Linked DNA regions of Mus musculus: regions 2 and 3 are each linked to region 1. A link is a loop called in an ENCODE intact Hi-C map of the cell type or tissue named here. Cell type or tissue: heart. All regions are shown on one strand.

Evidence for each region. A loop is a pair of places that touch in the nucleus more often than their neighbours do. Peaks named below come from ENCODE experiments on the same cell type or tissue, not always from the same donor. Only the 100,000 strongest peaks of a DNase experiment are listed, where the experiment ranks them.
Region 2: a loop joins it to region 1, with 8 times the contacts of the local background. A loop is called at or near these places in 17 of 42 quality-filtered maps.
Region 3: it touches region 1 in a loop (2.4-fold over the local background); 7 of 42 quality-filtered maps call a loop at or near these places.

The regions. Positions count from the first base shown.
Region 1 is chr6:87,098,007-87,106,006 of GRCm38, forward strand. It overlaps D6Ertd527e (DNA segment, Chr 6, ERATO Doi 527, expressed), which reads left to right and starts at 6,740. Exons shown (of 2, transcript NM_001167937.1): 1 at 6,740-6,836. The coding sequence starts at 6,820. In heart, a CTCF peak has its summit at 3,743 (motif pointing right); DNase peaks (open chromatin) are centred at 3,585, 4,465 and 4,625; H3K4me3 peaks cover 474 bases; H3K27ac peaks cover 1,511 bases; H3K27me3 peaks cover 646 bases.
Region 2 is chr6:87,383,141-87,391,140 of GRCm38, forward strand. Gkn3 (gastrokine 3) reads right to left here and starts at 5,795. Exons shown (of 6, transcript NM_026860.1): 1 at 5,654-5,795; 2 at 4,223-4,276; 3 at 3,911-4,045; 4 at 2,327-2,434; 5 at 1,195-1,336; 6 at 179-390. The coding sequence starts at 5,695. The coding sequence ends at 296. In heart, CTCF peaks have their summits at 1,470 and 3,254 (motif pointing left); no DNase peak of the experiment used is centred here; H3K4me3 peaks cover 667 bases; H3K27me3 peaks cover 6,070 bases.
Region 3 is chr6:87,209,390-87,217,389 of GRCm38, forward strand. It overlaps Antxr1 (anthrax toxin receptor 1), which reads right to left. Exons shown (of 18, transcript NM_054041.2): 13 at 7,885-7,980. Among named protein-coding and RNA genes, the nearest start is that of Gm38851, 9.7 kb to the right of the region's middle. In heart, no CTCF peak of the experiment used is centred here; DNase peaks (open chromatin) are centred at 4,062 and 7,122; H3K27ac peaks cover 728 bases.

The DNA of each region.
Region 1 (8,000 bases):
CTTGCATTGACACTGAAAGCAGATAATAAACTGGAGTCTTAAAGCTTTTAAATGTCGAAAAAAGGTCTTTCAGTGCAGTAATGTGTGTGACACCTGAGAGGCAAAGCTCATTAGGAATGTGAGTGGGGGTAGGCATCTGAGAGGGCAGGCCTGCTGCTTTATTAAGAACTTTAAAAACATTTAAAAAGAGAGCAAAATCTATAGCAAGTCAAATAAGAAAAACAGAGAAACCCCCAAGTCTGACCAAATGTGGTAAACAATGATAACTTGATTTATTGCAGCAGCAGCAGCATCTGTGGGTCTGATTTCATGCCAGGTCATTTCCCTGGTATCTCTGAGCCATCTTTCATGCTCAGCTATAACTCTCCCACTTTATGTGCTTGAAAGTATCCATCCATTGACTTTCTGTTACCAAGGCTCCCACCCTTTAGAGGGTTGGACCATGGAGCGCAATGTGGCAAACACTGAAGTGGGACGCGCCATAGGAAAATAATCTGCTGTCAATTTACTTTCCTCTTGGAGCCGAGCAGCCCTTTCCTTTGCTGCTGGGTCCCAGCTCTTCTCTGCTCCATCAGATGGCCAGAGGGTGGCTGCCATTCTTATATTCTTTTTGTTTTGTTTTGTTTTATCTTTTTTTGGAATTTATTTTTTATCTTTTTGAGTATTTATTTCATTGACATTTCCAATGCTATCCCAAAAGTCCCCCACATGCTCCCCTACCCACTCCCCTACCCACCCACTCCCACTTCTTGGCCCTGGTGTTCCCCTGTACTGAGGCATATAAAGTTTGCACGACCAATGGGCCTATCTTTCCAATGATGGCCGACTAGGCCATCTTCTGATTCATATGCAGCTAGAGACACAAGCTCCGGGGGTGGTATTGGTTAGTTCATATTGTTGTTCCACCTATAGGATTGCAGATCCCTTCAGCTCCTTGGGTACTTTCTCTAGCTCCTCCATTGGGGGCTTATATTCTTTAGTGTCTCAGGGAATCACTGTGTGGGGATAAGGGTCTAGACATGCATCCAACATGGCTACCTCATGGGCAGTCATGTATAGTGGACATAGTCCTAAGAGGAGCCATCATATCCTGGCCATTGGATGGGTGCTGGGTTCTCTGCATGGCAGGGGCATCTGAGTACAGTTTAAGTTTACCACTGGGAAAAAAAATGCCAGCATGGCAGAGGGCACAGAGTGTGATCCACAGAGATGGGAGGTACTTTTTGGGGCTGCTTCACACCATCAAGGGCTTGGCTTCTGGAGGGTTCAACACCAATGGAAACACAGGACATTGATGCTGATAGGCCAGGCTGCCTGGGAAGTGGATTCTTGTCAGTACCACATCTACTCTCTGCCCCCTGCCCTCCCTCCCTCCCTCCCCAGAGTCCTCAGGATAATGTGTAGGAGGCTCATAGCCTTTGTGAGCAGGTGGGAGGAGAAAGACTGAGAGGGGAAAGGGGTCACTGCGGGTCACATGCTAATGCTATTCCATCGACCCTGAGAGCTTGTGAGGTCCAAGGAAACTCGGGCTACATAAAATCAAAACTTTTTAAAAAGGAGAGGCACACTGTAATTGGCAGACAGAGTGTGTCTTTGTGTGTGTTTGTGTATGTGAGAAATGACTTTCATTTAGAAAATTTGGCAGTAGTTTCCACTGCGTCCCTAGGACTTTTAAAATGATATTTTCTGGGCTCGGAAAGCAGGCAGGCAAATCATGGAATCTTGGCTTCGACATTTCTAATGTAGGCAAGCAGAGAGAAAGGCGGCCATAATTTGGCTTTGAGGCTTCTATGGGTTGCAGAGCAAACCAGGCAATGTTACCATGGCAACACTTCTACTGTTTATAAAAACAAAGTTTTTTTTTCCTGACAAGCATACTTCATATTTAATAAACCTCAGTCCACAGGGGCCTCTTCACGCCATTTTAACTTGGGAAGAATTTTATTATTGCAGTTGCTTTCTGACACCAAAACACTTGAAACTGGAGTGTTAAGTACTGATAGCTAGAAGGGGAGAGTAAGAGGCGCTTGGTGGGAGTGGGGTGGGCGATGGCCAAGCAACATGCAAACACAAAGCAGGCCTTTCACAGAGCTGGAGTCTGCTGGGCTGCCCCCCAAGTGAGCATTCACAAATAGAGATTTCTCCTTGGATTCGGTTCATGTTCTAGTCAAAACCTGTATTCCACTCACCCATCTCCCTCCCAGGCTCTGCAGCCTTCATGGGGCACTGTTTAGGGGTGAACCCCCTCCCCATTTTAAGCCCTGACTGGTTATCTGTGAAGTTTTAAATGCCAGTGTGTGAGAGGGCTCCTTAGAACACTCTCCTACTGAATGGAAGCAGAGGAGCTCTGAGATGGGTTCTTGTAGCTAAAAAGGGTTTCTTTTTGGATCATAAAGCTGGAGAAGGCACAGGAAGATCCAGGGGCCAGAGGATCCAGCTTTGGCATCCACGCATCCTGAGTGCCCCAGATTCTGCTCTGGCTGGCACTGTTACTACATCCAACTCCAGTCTCTAGAAGGACAGTTCTCTTATGCCAGTTCTGGGGATCGGGGCCTCACAGGCTGGGTAAGTGCCCTGCCTGTAAACTACACATTCCACAGTTTTAGAAATTTAGGTTCTGAGTGGAGTGCTTTTCGGCGTCCTTGACCTGGGAACTTAGAAAGTGGCCAGAAACTTCAACAGCTGGAGTAAACACATTTGCATTTTGTCCAGAAGCTGGGAGTATCCTACTGCCCTCCCAAGGTCTTTGTCTTCTGGGACCCCTAGGCCCTTGGGAAGTTGTGAGGGCCCATTTCTAAGTACAGGCATTGCATTATCCAAAGAAGCCACTCCTGTGGTCACAGTCCTTTAGGGAAGACAGGGCCGGAATACCGTGACGTCACTCATCGCTCTTCTCATTTATGGTCAGTCAACACTTCATCATTAACTGGAAAGACTGTTGCTTTAAGATGTCAAAATAGATGACCCTTATAAATCTTACGGGTAGGTTAGTCTAAGTGGCCAATCTGAGAACCACACGGAAGCGGTTTGCCTGAGGATCTGAGGCGCCTCCAGGGAAGGTGCTTGCCTATAGGAAGCAAGCACTGCTACCCCCTTGTCTAGCCACTGTCACTGTGTGAGGAAAGGGCAGTAATGGAGCTGCGACAATGTTGCTCAGACCTGAGCTTTAGAAAAGAGAGAAGGGGCAGAGACCGGTAGGGGGTGGGGAGGGAGTACTCCAACACTCCTGTTTGAACTGTACCCGAGGTTTCAGCAACCGCAGTTCTCCAGGTGTGGCGGACCCAGAAAAATGCTATTTTCTGGATTCTTGGGGCCCTCTTGTACTTACTGCTCAGGGAGTATGGCCATGAAGAGGGCTTCAGGAAGGGACAGCTTGGAGCTTCTTTCACGGAAAGTTGGTCAGCAGGGGGCAGCACCCTACCAGTCCTGGAAACCACGGAGGGGGACAGAGCCCCCTGATCTCAGTGGGTAGCATCCCTTGAAAGAGCTGGGACGCCAAGACAATCCAGGGCAGGAAGACCCACCTGGAAGGAACCCTGGCTAGCATCAGGGGCTGCAGACCCGGCTAAGAACACAGCCTGCGCCCCCTGCTCCTCTCCTCGGACCTTCTTCCTGTAGGGAGAGACAACGCTGTCCCCACATCCCAACTCGCCTGTAGCCTCCTTTACCTGTATGAGAACTGTAGGTTCCCTTAAGAGGGTCCTGGGCTCCCACAGCCTTGCTCAGTTAAGGTTCTTGATGTCCCTGGGGACCAAGAGCTGCAGGGAGCACATGGCCGCAAGGGGGCGCCCGAACCTGCAAGACCTACATTGTGACATTTTCTTACACTTATGAAAAGTGTTATTTCATATACATTGTCTTTATCATCCTTTTCCACTGTCTTCCCCCTCCTCTAATTATCCCAGCTTCTGTTTTCCCCTCCAAAACTAAATACATTCCAGACAGTTTCTGTTCATAATTTAAACCTACTCCAGAATTTGTCTTTTTCTGAGAAAATCATCTTGCATAGAAGCAAAGGCCCACCTTGGGTTCCCTGCAGGACACTGTGAAGCCATATCGTCCCTCGATGTAGAAGTTGTGGGCAGACGTGAATGCCATAGAGGTAGGGGGAGGGGGCACACCTTCTTTGCGGTTGGTGACTTCCAAGTCACCCTCCCCTTGGAAGGCCCCACCCCTGGCTCAGAGCAGTCCAAGTTCTCTGAGCACAGAGGCCCAGCAGTCTATAGGTCCTGCTGTCTCCACCCAGCTCTGAGCAGAAACTGTACCTGGACCCAGGCCCTTCCCTCCCTGCTCTGTGGGTTTCTCTCTGTCTCTGTAACTGAAGCAGGAGGTGACTATTACCCAGGAGAATCTGGCTTTCTGTGGAAGAGGAGCAGCTGCAAGCTGGCTACTAAAGTCCTAGGTGTTGGAGCTCCCTCGCAGCAGCCAGCACAGGCCCCCTCCTTCCTCTTTGTGCTCGACCCTTGCATGTTATGGATCAGAGGTTTCTTTGGACTGACTTTGGGAGGAGAGCCCAGGACACCAGCTGCAGTGTCCTCTGACTGCCGTGTATCTGACACCTGACTGACACTTCCTAAGGCTTTGGAGATCAAGAGCTGAAGGCAAGACCGAGAGCCTCTTGCACGTATTTTTCTCAGTCTTTGTTCTCACCACGCTTTTTTTTTTTTTTTCTGGCTTCTAGTCCTTTTGGCATCCGGAGAATAGCTGAAGTCAGGGAGGCTGGGACAGTTCCCAGTCCACAGTCCATTAGGGACCCACAAAGAATGTTGATGACTCTGAGGTAAGCAGGCTGCCTGCCCTAGAGCTCTGGTGTGTGTGTGTGTGTGTGTGTGTGTGTGTGTGTGTGTGTGTGACAAGTGCCTGCTTCTCCATGAATGATGGTGATGGAGAGAAAGGCCAGATTCTTCCATCCTCACCTTCTGATGGATTCTGAGTAGTAGCAGTGGTCTACTTCCTGAGGTTAGGAGCCATGGTCTCAGGTGTAGCTCTGTCTCCTGGCCTTGAGGGCTGGGAACTGTGCATCTGCATGGGGAAGGGTCCCTTTCCACCCCCCACCATTATTCAGAGCTTGTGTCTGCACACAACATCCACAATCAGGGTCCACATGGCCTCACAGTGTCCTGCAGGGATCCCAAGCTGCAGCTTTGCTTTATGCAAGATAGTTTTCCCAGGAAAAGGCAAGCCTGATTCTGGGGTGTGGTTTAAGTTATAGACACAGCCTGTCTGGAACCTTCTCATACAGTGTATGTAGTTTCAAAAGTTCTCTGTGCTCAGGCCCCACAGCCAGAGCATGGCTGTACTTGAGCCTCCCTGGTCACAGCTGTCTTCCGTTCCCCACACCTGGGCTTGTAAAGCATTGCCTTCTCCTTAAGCCTCATTCCACCATCTGTACCCACCTCCAATTCACATAGGAGTGGGAGCTCCCAGCCCCCACCCCACCTCATTCCACCATCTGTATCCCACCTCCAATTCACATAGGAGTGGTAGCTCCTAGCCCCCACCCCACCTCATTCCACCATCTGTATCCCACCTCCAATTCACATAGGAGTGGTAGCTCCCAGCCCCCATCCCCCATCCTTCCATGTCACACTGGAGAAGGCTTGTGCCCCAAACCTGTCTCTCTGAAGGGTGTCTGCATAGGAGGGAGGCTTCTGGAAAGTCTCTGGCTCTAATCTTGCTTGTCACCTGTTGCTTGCTCTGCAGGGAGCTGCCATGCTGGGTGCTCCACAGACTTTAAAACCGAGCTAGGAAGGGTGCTGAGTAGCAAGTGCTTGCCCAGCCACCTAGGGCCTTAGACTCAGTCCTGAGTGCAAAACTAACCAGCCAACCAGCCAGTCAACCAACCAGCCAATCAACCAACCAGCCAACCAACCAACCAACCAACCAACCAACCAACCAGCCAGTCAGCCAGCCAGCTAGCCAGTCAACCAGCCAACCAACCAACCAGCTAGCCAGCCAGCCAGCCAGCCAGCCAGCCAGCCAGCCAAATACTGACTTTCAGTTTCCAAACTTGGGATAGTTGTCACACAAATCTATAGATCCCTCACAGGATGGGAACCATATCTACTGATTACCCACTCTGAAAACTTCTGGAAAAAACCTGGGATTTCCCTAAGAAATTACCACCTTTAAAAAGGTGATTTTAAAATATTTTTATGTTTCGTCTGTCTGTCCATCTGTCCGTCCATCCATTCGTCCATCCATCCATCCATCTGCCCATCCTGTTGGTGTGTGTGTGTGTGTGCCCTGTGAGGGCTGTGAGCATGGAGGACGGAGGTTTCAGATAGCCAGAATCTGAGCTGTTGCAAGCAGCTGTGAGTCACATGACTCGGGAAAACAACCTATCTTTAGGGTGTTTAGTTACACAGGACCATCCTGACACTCAAGAGACACGGTCATCAGGATGTAACTGTAGTTATCTCACTTCAAACTCTTCATCTGTTAAGACATTTTGTTCTTTATGACAAGACCTGAGGATTTCACGGTACCTTGCCGGGCTGTTTAATCAGGAATCCGCTTGGAGTTGTCCCCTAAAACCTCTGTGCTGGCTAGGCTCTGTGTCAACTTGACACAGGCAAAAGTCATCTCAGAAGAGGGAACCTCAGTTGAGAAAACTGCTCACCAGATTGGGCAAGGCTGCAGCACATTTTCTTGATTGATGATTGATGTGGGAGGGCTCATCTGACCCCTGGGCAGGTGGTCCTGGATGGCATAAGAAAGCCGCCTGAGCAAGCCAGGAGGAGCAAGCCTGTAACAAGTTCCTCCGTGGGCTCTGCATTGGTTCCTGCCTCTAGGAACCTCCTGCCCTGACTTCTCTGGATGATGGACTACAAGTTGTAAGATGAAATAAACCCTTTCTTCCCCAAGTTGTTTTTGGTGATGGGGTTTTACCACAGCACAAGAATCCTAACTAACACAAACAGCCCTCTCTGTCAGCGGCACCATTTGTCTCTCTTCTTACCCCGTGGTTGGTTGGCTATCCCAGTAGTGCAGTTCCAGTTGACAATCTGCCTTTTTGCAGCAGAGGCAGCAATACTTCTTCCTGGTCCCTCCAACTTCCTGCTTTTCCTCCTCCTCGAGATGAGCCATCCTGGGTCTGCCCAGGCTCTGTTGCCTTGGCCCCACTCATGGGCTGGTCTGCAACAGTTGCCACAGTATTTCTCTTGTGAGCCTCAGCTTGCAGTTCCAGATTCACTTGCCAGGGTGAAGACCATTATGGGTCTGCCATCTTTCTCTGAATTATGTTGCCATTTTGCCCGTGTTTTTGGTGATGTCAGTTGTGACATCACTGGAGCTGTGGACTCGGGGTGTCTCCTTGGGCTTCTTGCGACAGTGGGTGCTGGCACTGTGGTGGTGGTGGTGGTGTGCCAAGACACCAGCTGAAGAGCTGGGGGCACAGAATGGCTGAGTACCATCGTAGGGAGACCTGCTGCTCAAGGCAGTGCATAGCAGTGTTGCCTCCAGACTCCGGCTTGGGAGATAGCTGTTTGGATTCCCTTATGCTTCTCTGACCTTCCCTCACAGAACGGTCCTCTAACTCCGTAGCACGCCCACCCTGGAATGCATCCTCCCACCTTTCCCCTTCAGTGTACCCTCTATGGGACAGGGTTTAGGTTTTGCTCTCTCTGCATAGTCCTTCCTAAGCCCAGACTCTCCTTGTTTTGCACTGTCCCAGGTCAGCTTCTGGCTGATGAGTCTCCTGGTTCCATTGGTTTGTTTTGGGACAGTGTTAAGCACATGCTCCTCTCCTGGGCTCACTTTAAGGAAAACCATCTGTCAGAATAAACCATAACTCTCCTCATCTGTGGGGAGAATCTATTCCTTACAGACCCTACCATGGCCTTACTAGTTTCTTTGCCCATCGACTGACCTCCCTTGCAGCCTCCTCTTTCCTGACTTTCTGACCACACATCTCTGCTCTTTTATTCCATGATGTTTATAGAACATAATTTTAATACTTTCAACTGTTAATATTCAACAAATAGAATAATTATTTTAGG
Region 2 (8,000 bases), 290 kb after region 1:
GATGAGGGTTGATGCAGAGGCTGAGGGATGATGCAGGGGATGAGGGATGATGCAGAGGCTGAGGGATGATGCAGGGGATGAGGGATGATGCAGAGGATGGGGTAAGGGAATCCATCTGCTGCACCAGTAACACTGGAACTTTATTATTTATTCATACAAGGTAGAAATGCACTTATTCCCCCCAGATCACAAGGTTCCATGGGAAGCCAACATGTGGAGCACAGAGGACTGCAATGAGACACTTCTCACAGGCAGAGGCTAGATGAGGTCTGTCCAGTCTGGCTGACGTAGAGGTTCAGAGCCCAGGGATCTCACCACAAATGGACAGTCCCATGAAGGACAGAAGCTGGAGCTCAGAACATGAGTCTGGGTCCATCGTCAGGGCGGTACCTTCAAGAGGAAGGATCCACACTTTAGAGACAAAGTCAGAGTCAACAGGTACATGGGACACCAGCATTCGATGAACCCTCAGGTCAGCAGAGGCCCACACCGGCCCCTCTCACCAGCCCTTGCTGTAGTCACCTCTTTCTTTTATGGTTCTTTTATTGCGCTTTGTAACCCCTTAGCCCAGTGTGGTCTGGTTCTCTCCGGGACCCTTGTGTCTTGAAGAACTCTGGCTGGGGGTTTACGACCAAGGCACTCGGGAGGCAGAGGCAGGTGGATTTCTGAGTTCCAGGACAGCCTGGTCTACAAAGTGAGTTCCAGGACAGCCTGAGCTATACAGAGAAACCCTGTCTCGAAAAACTAAAAAACAAACAAACAAACAAACAAAAAAAGAGGTGGGGGGGGGCACCGGCTGCGTTGCTGACTGCTTCTGGACTCACAGGCAGATCTTGGAGTTTTAGCCTCTAGCAATTACAATTCCTCCAGTCACTGATTTTCTCCCCGCAGAGTACCGAGGGCTCCAAAGTCAATGGCCTTCCCCTACAGTGGGTGTGGCTAAGCTCGAGTCAGGGCTGGGTGTCCATCAGCCATCAAATCCCAAAGCAGTCTATGGCGGCTCCCCTACTCTCCATCCCCCCTCCCCCCGCCATGAGCCTTGTAAGGAATCCCCTACATCCCAAACACGCGGCTTCTCTTCCACTGGAGAAAAGATGGAATGAGCGATGTCATTGCATTTTGCCAATAGGTCCCGAAACTCCTCCCTTTTCTTTTGATTCATGCATCACCTCCTGTTTCCAGCAGTGAACACACCTTCTTTTTGCTGCCGAGCAAAGTAGGTGGGGACGGCTCTGCACAGGTCTTTGATTGGCACTCCGTATTGGGCCAAGTTTTTGATTCGGCTGGGTAAAACTGTGTAGGTCAGTCCTCGAGTAGGTGGGTAGTGACCGGAAGCCTGTAAGAGGGGGCGTCTCAGATACGGCATATCCAAGAAGGGGTTCACAGGGGAGCTGTGAGGATTCGTGGGGAGATTCAGTACCAATCCAGACTTGCTCTCCGGTGTCTCTAGCTGCAGTGTTTTATTGAGCCTCAGGAGGGCGAACAAGGCTCTGGCAAACTCTGGACCCAGTGGCGTTTTCTATTAGCTTTGGGTGCGTTCTCATTAACCCTGATTAGTTTAAAACATTTATTGCGTTTATATTTCGTCAGTTTAGATGAACAGGACACTTTGAACTTCTCTTTTAAAGATTTGTGTATTTTAGTTTTATGCGTAGGAGTGTTTGAAGTTACAGACTGGTGAGAGTCTCCTTGTGGGGGCTGGGAACCAAACCGGGACCCTCTGCGAGAGGAGCAAGTGCTCTTAACCTCCGAGCATTTCTCCACCCACAACTTTTAAAAATAGCATTGCTTTAACACACTTTTTTCCTAGAGTTAGTACCGCCACCCCCAGTTCTGAATGCTGTCCAAATGTGTTGACATTTAAGCAAAGTTGGAATAGATCCCACAAGTTGCAGAGAATATCCTCCTGGCTTTAACTTATTTAACAGTTCCCAATCTCACTAGAGAGGGTAGGCAAGAACTTCAGCAATCTTGGGCTTAATGGTAATAATGGTGTGTGTGCGGGGGGGGGGGGGGGGGGGCAGGAAAGGCAGGAAGGAAAGAGACAGAGACAGGGTCGTGAAATCATTGCAGTGTTTGCATCCAGCCCCTTGTGTCTTCTAGCATAGTTTGAAGCCATTGGGAATGAGGTCATTACATAGGATATTGATTGATTCAGTTGTGCTTAGCCTTGAATGGGACACCAAAGTCCTTTGAACATGATGTGACTTCATGGCAGGAAGGAGAGACATGGATGAAGCTCCTGTCCATGTCTTAGAGAGTGGCTGTTACGTTGGAAAGCCCCATAGTAGACACCAGTCAGAGACACCTGGACACGCTCACTCACCTGTTTGCCCAGGGCCTGGGTAATATCATCCAAACTTGGGAAGGCTGCTGGGTCCATCTTTGCCAGAACACAGGCCATCTTGCTAAACAGCTTAGCTGCCAGGAGGTCCTTAAAGCAACAGAGCAGAAACGTGTTACCTATCGTCTCAGTACTAATGCACCTGCTCGCCTCAGGGGTGCAATACCCTGCTAGTCTGACCGAAATGCGGAACATCTCAGAAGGGCTGCACTCTGGATGCCAGAGCACAGGTCAGCTTCTGCTCCTGTCTCCTCTGCTCCTCCTGGTGAAGGTTTTATCTCCCAGGTAGGGTAGGATGGTAATACAACAATGTGGATGATCTTAGGGGCCTGCTCTGCTACTCTAAGGCTCTTGAGAGCCTCAGTTTGTTTGTTTATTTTATCAATAAAGCAGGAGGAATAGCCTTTCTTCTGTGGAGTTGTCATGGAAATGAGGTGAGAGCTGAGGTCCTCACTGCCTGGGGGAATGTTGTATAAGCTGCAGAGGGCTCTCTTGAGTACCCAGGGCAGTTGGGAGGCCTCAGTCAAGACTTGGGTTCTAGAGCTAGGTCTGCCTGCATACCTCTTCCTTGTGGTCTGTTATTTGTTCTTCCCTGGCTTGGATCATAGCTGCAGTTTGCTGCTGCCGGGTCTGACAGAGCCCCAGGTACAGCTGCAAGAAACTCAGCCTCTAGATCAGTCGTTTTCAACACACTGGCTCTGACCCTTTGGGGGTCAAATGACCTTTTTCACAGAGGCTGAATATCAGATGTTCACATTATAATTCATAACAGCATGAAAATTACAGTTATGAAGAAACAATGAAATAATTTTATGGTTGCGGGTCACTGCAACATGAGGAACCATATTGAAGCATCACACTAATGGGAAAGTTGAGAACCTGGGCTCTAGCAGTAATTCTGCCTTCCTTGCGCCACCTAGTGGCCTACTGTGGAATGTTTCCCTGAGGAATTTTTTTTTTTTACTTGGCTTCTCATAGCATCCATTAGAGGCAATCTGTAGTCCGGGAGGATTCAGGGAATCTCCTTGGGAAGTTAAGAGTCAGGGAGGTGAAGAGAGAGAAGGCGTTAGGGGAAGATAACCTAGCGGACGCGGGGAGAGTGGAGAGGACACCTTGTGTCTATTCTGAGTCTTCCAGTGTGCTGGAGAGAATGTGACAGAGTGAGGAGGACCTGGGTGGCAAAGGGCTGAGTGGGGAGGCTGGGTGGTGACTTCGTTCCATCCTTTAAAGTCCCACTAGGTAGGAGAGGCAGCTGCTGGAGTTGTTTTGCAGATTTGGCAACCGAGGCACGCTAAACAGAAAAATATTCTCCGCGGTCACAGAAGATTTTATTAAAGAGTTCGGCTAAGTCACAGGGTTACTCTTCCTGGTTATGTGTCATCCTAAGGGGCCTCGTTACTGAAGGAGGTGGTGATTCATAGCCGCATTCCTTTAGAAGTCAACATTAGAAGACAAACCAACTTCTATAGCACACCCCAGTCCCTGAGGAAGACAGTGAAAAGGCTTCCATTTGGAGCAGACCTAAGAGCTCTCTTGTCCTTGTAATAAGTGCGTTTCACATCTTACGTTCTTGTAGTCCATGACTCCATCCCATTCACTCTGAACGCTGTTGTCTCGGATGCTGACCACACCTCTGAGGGCATCGACATGGATGGTCTGGGTCCCCACAGAGCCATCCAGAGGATAACTGTCGCTAGTGTTCTAGAAGGAGCAATCAACAATGAGTAAAGCCAGTGGCCCCAAGTGTCTATCTGCTCATCCTGTGCAGGGTTAAGGGGGAATCCATGAGAAACTACAGGAATAATACCCCTGGGTATTATCTTTGAAATGTTTCTGCTAAAAGACATAGGTAGACTGGACCCTCTCCACCATACTCACCGTCAGCGCCAGAGCTGGAACTAGAAAGACAGTCACAAGAATGGAAGGCGCAATCTGAAATGGAACAAAGGTCACTGTGCTTAGTCCTTGGCCTCTGATGAGCTTAGACTCCAGGGCTGCCTTGCTGGGGTCCACAGCTTTCACCTCCCTCCATCCCTGCAGAGTTCCCAGGTGTGTCAGGACACTATAGCTTACTGTGTTCACACAGGGTGTGCCTGCTGCTCAGGAGGCAAGGTTTTGTCAGTCACTCAAGGACACTCCTATGTGGCTTCTACTGTCAATCACTGGGATAGATTTAGCCAACCTGACAGGGTAGGATCAGCCTGGACCACTATAGCTCAGGCCTCCCACTCTTCCTTTTTGTGCTACCTCTCTACTTCCAGGGCTGGGCACATCCTCTACTCCAGCTCTTGATCCAAACCCCAAATCTCACAGTCAGCCCTATTCCGCCTCTGCCCACCCTCCATCCCCCCTGGAAACTGACACCCTCCAGGCTTCCTTTCCTCTGAATTCTCTTACCTTGCCTAAGAAGAAAGCTACTCACTGTTATTTGCATACTATTTTGGGGGAAATTATGTTAGAATGTACCTAGGCCTTAAAATATTTAAGTTGTTCAGTTCCTCTATGTGGTGTGCTCTGCCCATCAAGGGAGTTTTCTGCAGCAGACATTAATAAAAGAATAGGGGGCTGGGTTAAGCTAGCCATAGTTTCTTGTGTACTTGAGGCTGGCCCAGCTCAAGTGCACCCATCATGACAAGTGGGACTGGCAGGGTCCTCCCTTCTCTTAACATCCATGAAAAGTCGGCATCTGGCTTCAGTAACAAACGGGGCCCCTGAAAGTCAAAGGAAGCGGCTATTCTACAGTGTTATCATCACCACAGTGCAGTGCAGCGCAGCTGCCATAGACACAGAGCTGCAGAGGGTGAAGCTGCTTTAGTGAAAGCTGGATGTGGTCGTGCCTGCCTTGAATGCCAGCACCCAGGAGACTTAGATGGAGGATTTGGAAAGTCTGAGACAAGCCACAGCGAGTCAAAGTAGCCTGGACTACAGAATGAGGCCTTGTCTTAAAAAAGCCAGAGGGACAAAAAGCACTCTATCCCAGCTGGCCCCACATGCATCTAAGCTATTCCCCACTGGCAATTTGTAAATACGGAAAACCACTGCAGACAAGACTCCAGCATATGAGTATCTACCTGGCCTCCAAAGAGTCTTGACTTTTAAGAAATTAGTTATTGATTCCATTAGAGGACACCCTTCCTTCAGATTCTCCAAAACAGAAGTGCCAACAGAAGATTGCACACCCAATCATCGTTTGAAAATTCTGCCTGGGTTGATTTGAACAGTTCCTGGGGCAGGGAGGATCCAGACCTCCTTGGCTGGTCTGACTGGGATATATATATGCTCCACATTCAAAGTTAAAGATGTACTCACAAGGCGTCTCATGTTGTCTCTCTCCAGCGAATGCAACGGCATGCATAATACAATTTTCTATGATCCGTTCATTTCCCAAGTCTAGTTTATATAGACTTCAGCCTCTCAGGTCTCACTATGATAAGGGGCTCAGGGACTGGTTATCTACGATCCAGAAACCATTAGGGGGAAAGCTAGTTATGTAATTACGGTTATCATTTCCTTTTACTAGATCCGAGTGTTTTTCTTTCTCTCAATAGCTCGGCAGGTTCCAAGGCAAACACTGGATAAGAATAGGTCTTTGTGGCTCGTGTACTCCTGACCCCAGAGCCACTGTGTAAGGACTTATAAGCTGCTGATACAAAATCAAGGGGATCACACTTGAACTTCTTGATTTCTGAAAAGTATTCTTTTCCTAACAGTGAGAGCGGGTCGAAGAAACCTCATAAAACCCAAGAGACAAACTGATTTACAAGATTATTGATTGGCAAACAGTCTTGTCCCTTCCTCATCCAAACACAGATCACACAGTTTGCTCTGCACCCTCTGCCTCCACCAACTTCATCTCTATTCATTTCTTCAATGCCCTCTCTGTCTGACGTAGCTCAGGTCCCAGTGAACTCTCTGATGCTTGGTCCCACTAATGTGGATTTTCTGGTTTGCCTCTTCATTTCAGGGTAGTTTTTCTACCAAATCAAACCAAACCAAACCAAACAAAACCTTTGACTTGCTGCAGAACTACTGAGACATGAGGAACTCTGACCCTCACACAGTAGCACCAATTCAAGGGCTTTCACACACTTGTTTTTTCAAGCTCTGATTGGTGGCGCCCCAGACGTCTGGATGAAATTCAATTCCCTAGAGTCAGACATTTCTTTCAAGAGGAGGATTACAGAGATGACCCTGGGCATCAACGTGATCAGAGCAAGGAAGGCAGGCAGGCAGCTCAGCCCTGACTGGGCTCGGTGCAATTTGGCTATGGGAAGAGCAAATAGCTAGGCTTTGGAAACTGCCAGGTCACTCAGGGTTGAGATAACACCATAATCCCATCTGCAGTGTTCCTGATACTTTATAAAAAACAACACACGGCCCACATACTCAGCCACCACTGTGTCAGCAAAACAGATTACAGAAGATTACAAGGAAATATAACTACATGTGTTTATATGTGCCTTATAAATAGAACTTATAGGCCAATACCACAGTCATGATTTCAGCTTTGTAGTGCCAGTGGTGTGGGTTGGGAGGAACTGCGCTGTTAACCATTTTGCAAATGAAGACAGATTAATGGTGCCAATCACATTCAACTCCTACCTCTGCACTAGCCAGTACTATGACTGCACAGCTAAAATGTGAGTTCGAATTTCTGGACTTCAAAGGATCAAACTGTATGTATTTCCTTCCAACCACAATGTCCTTTAGAGTTAATTTATATTCAGCTGCAGATCAAAAAGGGCAAAGGTTCTAATTCTATGCCACCACCCAAGGTCTTCTGTGTTTAAGGGTTACTGTGTGAACAACTAATTTCGTTGGAGTCTCTCTTCAAGTGGGGAGCAGAAGCCATTCAATGGGCAGCTAGGTACCCCTCCTCTTATGCTAAGGAGCAGAGAAACCAAACTACAGGCAGCTATGTCCTAGAGGGAGAACCAGCAGGTGATCCCAAATGAGCTTCCATTCTGGAAAGATCTATGAGAGGACACCTAGCTAGGGCTCCAGACAGGAAGGAGACTCCAGTCCGTAAAGAGATGCAGAGAAATGGCCTCAGGGAATCAGAAAGCCTTGCAGAGGCAGCAACCCCTGCCCTTCACCAGTATCCATCACGAGGGGGCTCTAGCAGTCATTCAACTTTCTCCTCGGATGTTCAGTGAGACCAGTCTGGGGTTTCACTCCCTACTAAATGGAGTCTCTGTTGACTGATGAAAAGAAGCTATGATATTTTTAACAATAAAAGACCTCAGGCAACTGGAGTTAAAATAAGAGCATTGGACTGCTACTTTAAATAATGGTGGTTCAGCTGGTGACTAAATAATCTATCCACATTCAGTTTTGCAAAGGCCACTAACCATGTGTCAGGAGGAGTGGCCAAATCTGTTCAACCTTGGCCTCTTACTGAGCAACACGTTCACTGAGATGACGTTTAGAAAGTACCTCCTTTTGAGTTTACATATGATTTTTCAACATGCCTCAAGCTCTTCTGGTCCTCAGTATGACTTGGCTACTGCTGCCCCTTGCCTCTGCCTTCAGACACTTTCTAGTCTATCACATACACTGAGCACATCTGGCCTTCCGTCTTGCCCATGGGCCGCCCTGGCTTTGCTGACTAGGCCCCCTGTTCATGACTGGACACCCTAATTTCATCCTTTTCTGC
Region 3 (8,000 bases), 110 kb after region 1:
CAGAAACTGTGAAGGAACTTTGCTTGCTGGCTGTGCTCCCTGTTCAGTTAGCAATCTTACACAGCCCGGGATCACCTGTCTAGGGAATGGTGCCATCCACAGTGGGCTGGGCCCTTCCTCATCCATTAACAATCAAGACCATCCCTTATGGTCAGGCCAATCTGATCCCTCATTCCAGGCTTTCCTCTCAGGTGACTATAGACTGTGTCAAGTTGACAACTAAAGCTAACGAAGGCAAGGAACTACCAATAAATAAACCAAAAACTCAGCAGCCTTGGGATACTCTACGTCAACGGTGACAGTGTCCTTGCCCTGATATCTGGTCGCTCAGGTGCCTCTACTGTCATGGGGTGAGGACATCATACCCTTGGCTCTGAAGGCATGCCTTTGCCTCTTCTCTTGGACTCCGATGCATATTGAACTGTCTCAGCCTGGGACGAGTCCAGCTATGTGGCTTCCTGGGCCTCAGGCGTAGATCTTACCCTTTGTGGTCTACACTATTGGCAGTGACCGCTAAGCTGCATTCACAACTCTCTTTGCCACAGTGGACTCTGAGCTTCTAGAAGATGCAAGCACATGTGGCCAGCCTTTGTCTCTGACCCGTAACTCAGAGCTCGTTGCTCAGTCACTACTTCTGGAAAGAATGAGCATGCGCTCCTCTAAAGGAGAAGGTACAGGAAGCACTTCCTATTGTTCTCAAAGTCCTGCTCCCAAGTAAACACTCAACACGTAATGGTGCCAGCCTCACTTCTGGCCTCTCAGTCCTCCTGCATCATTTTTTGGAGGGCAGTTAAGATATTCAAAGTCTCCCAGAGCAGCCCAGGTCTCTAATGATGGTGGGAAATCTCAGAGCATCGGGGACTGAGGGGTAACTGCTGCTGGTCTAGCCAGCACTCAGGCCCATTCTGTTTCTAAACTCCAGCTTCCAAGTTCGTTTGCTGCCCTGCGGCTTGGCAGTTTGCTTCTCAGCACCGTGCACAAGCCAGTTTCCCGGACAACTTGAGCATTGCACGCACAATCCGTGTCGTTACAACACAGGTCCATCCCATGTATGTTTGATCATGTGTGGGAGGCATGACAGTTTTTTGTTTTTAAATCACAAAACTGAGAAATTGTACTAGCTTGAAAGATGACTTTTCAAAGGCCAAAGAGAAATTAAGTGAACACTTAACTTTAGTTTTGTGTGTGAGGTAGTGGTGGCAGAATTCATAGAATGGTCACCCTCAGATGTAGAGAAATATGGTATGATTCTATTTAGTGTCACTGAGGGGACACAGTTGACTGGCTGGTGGTGAGCTGAGCAGGAAATGCAAATTCCAAACATGCATGCACACATGCAAATTCCACACATTCATGCACACATGCTCATGTGCTTTCTTGCTTCCATTTACATGTGTGCAATCAAGTAAGTCCTGAGTGTGTGTTCTTTTTGTAGGAGAATCATATACAACGCCTAAGAGATAGGCATGAGTCCTGGTTTTATGAACCAGGGACCAAATGGAAGAAGAAAGCCTTCAGCATGGGAGAGAGGAGCTTGGATAACAGTGAAAAAATATGGGGTGCTGGGAGAGGCAGGGGTGCAAAGGGAGCCTGGGAGGCTTCATGGGAGACCTTGCTGAAACCAGGGAGAGAACTGTGGGACTCTAGAGAGAAGACAGTGGGGGTCTGGAGTCCTCTTTTGCTCTACATGAACCATAGTCATGCATGGACAGGGTACAAAGCTGAGGATCTTGCATGACACGGCCTCATCAGAACTCCATAGATGGTTTATTTTTAATGGAGAGAGTAACCAGGCAAGACAACAGCAGATTTTTCTATCTCAGACAGTGCTGAGCAAATACCAGGAGCAGTGGGCTCAAGCCATGATGTCTTTCTTTCTGGCTAGTCTTCACTCTAGGGAGCACTTCTGTGCCTGCCGTCTTCATGCTCCCAGTCACAACATGCATGCTCATTCTTTATATACCAGAGCAAAACCCATGTATTTTTCTGCAGTGTTTTTATTAATAATTTGTGGTATCCAGGCTAGCAAGATGGCTCAGTGGATAAAAGTGCTTGCTGGCAAGCCTGATTACCTGAATCTGATCTCTATGACCCACACTGTGGAAAGAGAGAACTCACTTCTGCAAGTTGTTATCTAACTTACACACACACACACACACACACACACACACACACAAACATACGTAGTGAAAAGTTAAGAGTTCAAGATATTGAAAAGAATGAAAATTTTATTGAGCTCAGCATTGTTTCGATGGGTTTCCATAAGATTTTGTGTTTAATTTGTGAGATTTATGTGTATGTATGTGTACCTGCTTGTCTGTCTGTACATTATGTGTGTGCAGTACCCACAGAGGCCAGAAGAGGGTGTCAGATTGCTTTGAACTGGGATTACAGGTGGTTGTGAGGCTCCTGATGTGGGTTCTGACGACCAAACTCAGGTTCTCTGCAAGGGCAGGGCATGCTCTTAACCATTGGGTCATTTCCTTGCTCCCTTTTTTCTGAGTCCTTCATGCAGCCAACCCTTTGTCCACTGAGTCACCAATCTACCTGAGGACTCCAGTTTCTTCCTGTAAGTCCCTACACTCTCCTGATCTGGGATTATTTCTCTACTGGTGATGTGCAGGTCCCCAGGTAGTATAAATCCAAACTCTAAAACTCTGAGAGGTTATAGTCATGAATTCCTAGGGACAGGCATGCCAAACCCATCTGTATTCAAGGACCTGACTCAGGTGGAAAACTCACTCCCAACTCCCAAGTTCTCCTGTGTCCACAAAGGGCTACGGAGCCAAAGCTCTGGGTCACTGAGGTCACCGAGTGTCCTCAGGTGCCTCCTTGAGGCCATCTGACAAGAGGTCCCTTTCCCTTGTCCCTGTAAATGCTCCTGTTTTCTTCTGAGTCTTATGTTTATCCAGGATTTTGTTGGGTTTCCTTATGTTGTAAGAGTAACTGATTTTAAAAAGGCATTATTTCTAGTCTTATCTAAGGGTTAGTTTAAGTGTATGTATGCACTGCATATGTATGCATGTATGTTTATATGTATGCAGTACATTATGTATTTCATGTAGTGTATGAATGAGTGGTGGGTATCTGTGTGGGCGTGTGGGCATCTCCTGGGCTGATTTGGGTGTCTTCCTAAATTGTTCCCACCTATTTACTTATTTATTTGAGACGAGGTCTTGCTAGATAGCCCTGGCTTGGTTAGAACTTACTTTGTAGATCAGGCTGGTATAGCGCTCATAGAGACCCACCCCCTTCTGCTTGCTGGGTGCTGGGATTAGATGCACTGCCTCCCTGGCCTATGTGTTTCTGTGTGATAAACAGCCTCAGGTCAGACACCGTGCAGAGTTAATGCTGTGCTGTTAGGATGTTAGAAACACACTCCAAGGACGGTAGCATCGTAGAGGGGAAGGGACGCTTGCCTTGTGCATTCTAGCCTTCTGCCTTGACCCCAAGGCTTATGCTCAGCATTCCCACTGAAGTCAGGAAACCATAGGAAGGTGGGGAACTCCATACGAAAGACCTATAGGAAGCAGGAGATGCTGACGAGCAGACACATCAACAATCCTTCCCACAAAGCAGACGGGCTGAATTTAATACAAACCTCAGGTCTGACTGTGGTTACTCCTGCCCCTTCTCAGCCTCAGCCTAGAACTTTCACACTGCACAAGCTGATCAAAGGCCAGTGATGAGGGAGGAAATAAAATAAATTTTCAAAGAGAAATTTTCTTTCTTTTTAAAAGAAATGAAATCCACTGTGTTCCTGTCTCCAATTGGAACCCCAACTTGAAATAGTCTTGTGCCTCTAACCTGCCTGAGACTGGGAGTGTTTAAGAGGCCACGTTCATCATACCTAAAGTGACAGGCACAGCAGGAAGCTCTCACTAGTGGATGAGGCCTAAATGACTGGCACCGTGATTTAGCAGAACATGGGCACAGCGGCCACAGCGTGTCAGGGTCACTGCAGAAGTTTGGGAAGTGGCACAGTAAAAGAAACCCATGAACTCAGAAGCCCCGGCTAGGCCAGGAGGAGAAACATCTCTGCCTGGGCCATGGGCCAGCTGTTTCCAGCTGCCAGCAGGGTCAGTGGAGTCTGAGCAAGGCCTCAGAGGTCACCGTGTTGATGACCGATGACGTGATGTTTAGCTGTGATACAGTGAGGCAGCCTCTAAGGAAGGAGGGCACAGTCCCAGATCCTGCACTTTGAGTTGCTTCAGGCTTCTCTAGAGTTTGTATTTCTTTGATATTTTGGGTATAACACCAGTGTCATTATGTGAACAGGCCAAAGGTTTGGTGGGTTACAAAAAACAGGTAGAAGAAGAGTTCTGGGATCAGCCCATTTGGGAATTCACTACACAGATCATCCTAATGAGGGACCCAAGGGAGCCTCTCACTACTACTGTTCTTCAGCGCATTTTAAAGACATCTTTGAAGCTATTGCCTCCACTCTTCCTGTTTTCAGGTGTACTGTTTTCATTGTTTACTAGATCCAGTTTGGAAGAGCTGTCCCCGATCACCTAATTCTCAGGTAGTTTCAATAATGCAGCCATGCCTGAGAGCCACAAAATGGAATCTCCAGAGGGACTCAAGAGAAGGTAAGGATGGAAGAAGAACAATGGGAGAAAGCACAGTTTCCAGTTCCTGGCTCTTTACCCAGGGATCTGAAGTTAAAGGGCTTTCCCATTCCTTTAGCTGAGAGGGGATAATGATGCTTTGGTGGCATGTCATCTCCAGTCATGGCCAACCTCTTTCCACTGTACCTGCAGGCATAGGAGCAGGGTGCATGGGTGGATTTCAAGGCGAGCAATGAGGCAGGCTTAGGTGGAGGGAAGCTAGCAGTAGAAGATGGAGATGCAGAGTAGAGGGCAGGGATGCAGAGTGGCGGGCAGGGACACAGAGGGGAGGGCAGGGATGCAGAGGGGAGGGCAGGCCCCTGTATCGTGGAAACTAATTTCCTAAGCGGCAGAGTGAGAAGGTCCAGATGGGACGAGTAGGCTGGAGAGTGATCAGGTCACACACCTGTCCAAGCCTGAGATTCTGGGTGAGTTGCTGTCTGTCTGTGCCAGGTTTTAGTTACACCAGTCACTAGCAACTCCTTGGTGTGTGTGTGTGTGTGTGTGTCTGGCCCTACAACTCAGTGTTGTGAAATATGTGGAGAGCCATATCTGAAGACTTTGTGTTTCACTCTAAGGCCTATCAAGTTCTAGTTGGTCACTAGAGAGATCCAGCCATCTTCCCTCCCTGCCTCCCCAGCACTGGGAGCTAAGTACATGCCTCACTTTATTTTTTTAACATAGGTTCCATCCCCAAGACCCTCATGTCCCTCTGTACAATTACAGCTCTTCTGCAGTCCCGCTAATCACGCCATGATCCTTAGCAAATCATGACATTTGAGTGCAGGTAAGAGTACTTTGGCCTTCACAGGAACATGTACACACATACACATGTACCTACATGCACATGTGCACATGTACACATACAAACCCAGTAGGTAGATAATACATCCCAATATTCTCAGGAGAGGGTGTGCCCAGAGATGGCCCTCCATCCTCTTGGATGCTTCAGGAACTTTGAGTTACTCTAGCTGAGCAATGTGTTAAGCTCTGAAGTCCCACACGCTTAGCTTCCAGTGGTTACAGCAACAGGTAACAGCAAAGACAGATAAAAAGAAGGAAGTTATGCTAAGGAACTCCCCTGACCCTGGAGGTGAAGGTGAGAATTGAGGCTGGAGGAGGCTGGGTTAGAAAAGGCCTATGCATGCCATCTGGGGGAAGAGACAGAAGAGTCATGAGAACTTGGGAGGTGGGAAGGTTACCATGGTGACCTGGGTGCTTTCGGAGGTAAGCTGTATTGGTTCTTCCCTTGTTCTTGTGACCAAATGCCTGCTAAGCAACTTGTTCATTTTAGCTCACTGTCTAAGAAGGGATACAGTCCATTATACTGGGGAAGGCACAGCAGCAGGAATGTGGGGTCGCTGGTCACCTTGTGTTAGCAGTCAGCTAGCAGGAAGCAGAGAGTGGTCAGGGGGATGGGCCGGGTTAACAACTTCAAAGCCTGTCTCAGTGACCCACTTCCTCCAGCGAAGCTCCACCCCTTAAAGATTCCATGATTTCTCAAAACCTGTGTCACTGGCTAGAGACCAAATGTTCAGACACAGGGACCTATGGGGGACATGGAGGCCACTGCAGGCTTCCGTTTGGGCAGCTGGAGGTCAGTGTCGAAGCCACTGGGGACAAGCGGGTACAGGAATAATGTGATGAGTTTAGTTTGGCCATTCTGAGCGAGCACCCTGCAAATGTGATGCTTAGTGGTTCCCTGTAACAGGGCCTGGCCTGTTCCTCTGTATGGTCTCATTGTCATATGAAGTAGTGAGAGTCATTGAATTTAGCATCATTTCCTACAGGGTAAGCTGTGGAGAGGAGGGTTGGAGATAACCTGGAGGGTCGGAGGCACAGGACGAAGGGAAAAGTAAGCAGACACATTGGAGGAGAGTCCGCTGAAATCAGGGGAAGGCAGCACCTACTCAGGAAGTGTTGCGAGCAGGGAGCAGGGGCTGGGGCAGTAAACTCACCAGACACTGGCCAGTAGGGACTCAGCAGGGAATGAGGTCCCTTGTGGATGGGCACAGTATTTGTGTTTTCAGAAAGGACCTGGTGTCTGGTCCCACTTTTTATGTCCCTACCCTGGATATGTAGCTATTAAAGGGTTAAGGTTGGCCTGTCTGGGGGTGGAGACCTTGCAGGCTGTTGGGCACTGTGAATGTGACCCTCTAGAGAAAGTGCTGCAGTGGGGAGAGAGTGGCCTCATGTGACCACACTTTGTAAGCTTATGGTTCTAGCTGTTTCCTTAGCACAGGCTTGCAGCTCAGCTACTAGATCAAGTGACATTTCCCATAGTTGGAGGAAGGGCAGGGAGAGTGACAGAGGGAGGTTTGGGGACCAGAGTTCACAAAGACACCTTCTGTTAGTTTGAGAGCTCTGGGGTGCAGTCTCTCAGGGTGGAGGCACTTTCCAGAAACCTCTGAATGAGTCTCTGTGGGGAGGCTCTCTTTCCTGCACACTGCACTCCATTCTGGAAACATGTGACTTCATCCAGCCCCAGTCCGGATCCCTGAAGTGAGTGGTCAAAAGAGTTTGGAGGCCACTTGAAACTCTGGGGTGCAGGCCAACATTAAGCAAGCAGGGGCGGGGCAGTCAATAACATCACAAACAGAAGATATTGTCTGTCTCCATGATCTCCCCTTACACAGGAAGCCTTTGACTTACAAAATGAGACCACATGAAGACATGCTAGCTGCCTTCCCAGGCAACAGGGACTCAAACCAGAAAAAAATTAATTTAAAATTATTTTGAAAATTGCAAAACAATCCTGCCTTCTTGGGTGACAATTCTTCCTTTCCTGAAAAGTTTATTTTGGGAAAGAAGCCTTTCTCACAGATATAAACCTAGTGTCATACAATGTATCAATGGATCCCAACTCTAACAAACTGAGCATCATACAATGTATCAATGGATCCCAACTCTAACAAACCAGCATCATACAATGTATCAATGGATCTCCACTCTAACAAAGTGCTTTTGGATAATGACAACAGCAGCACTGTCTATGTCCTTTCCAAATACCAAATACAAATACTTTAGTCCTTGTCTTCTGTATTTACAGGGCTATACCAAAGGCTTTGCCATTGGTAGCCTTGCCCCCAGCCCATGCTGACAGCTCACAGAACCAAGTGACCAAGCCTGGATTATGCTGAGTTGTATTTTTTTTTTTAAAGCTAGACTTATCTCTTACTTTTACAGTTCCTGCCCGCCCCTCCCCAATCCCAACTGATATACCTGGGGTTTTCATGTCCCTTTGCCTCTTGTGGCCTGAGGCTGGCCCACTTACCACTGTGCAGCAGAGGGGCCAGAACCACCAGAGCAGCGCCAGGGCCAGCAGCAGGAAGAGGACCAGCAGAGCAATCGCCAGGATGGAGCCGTCTGACTATGGGATGAGCAGAGGGT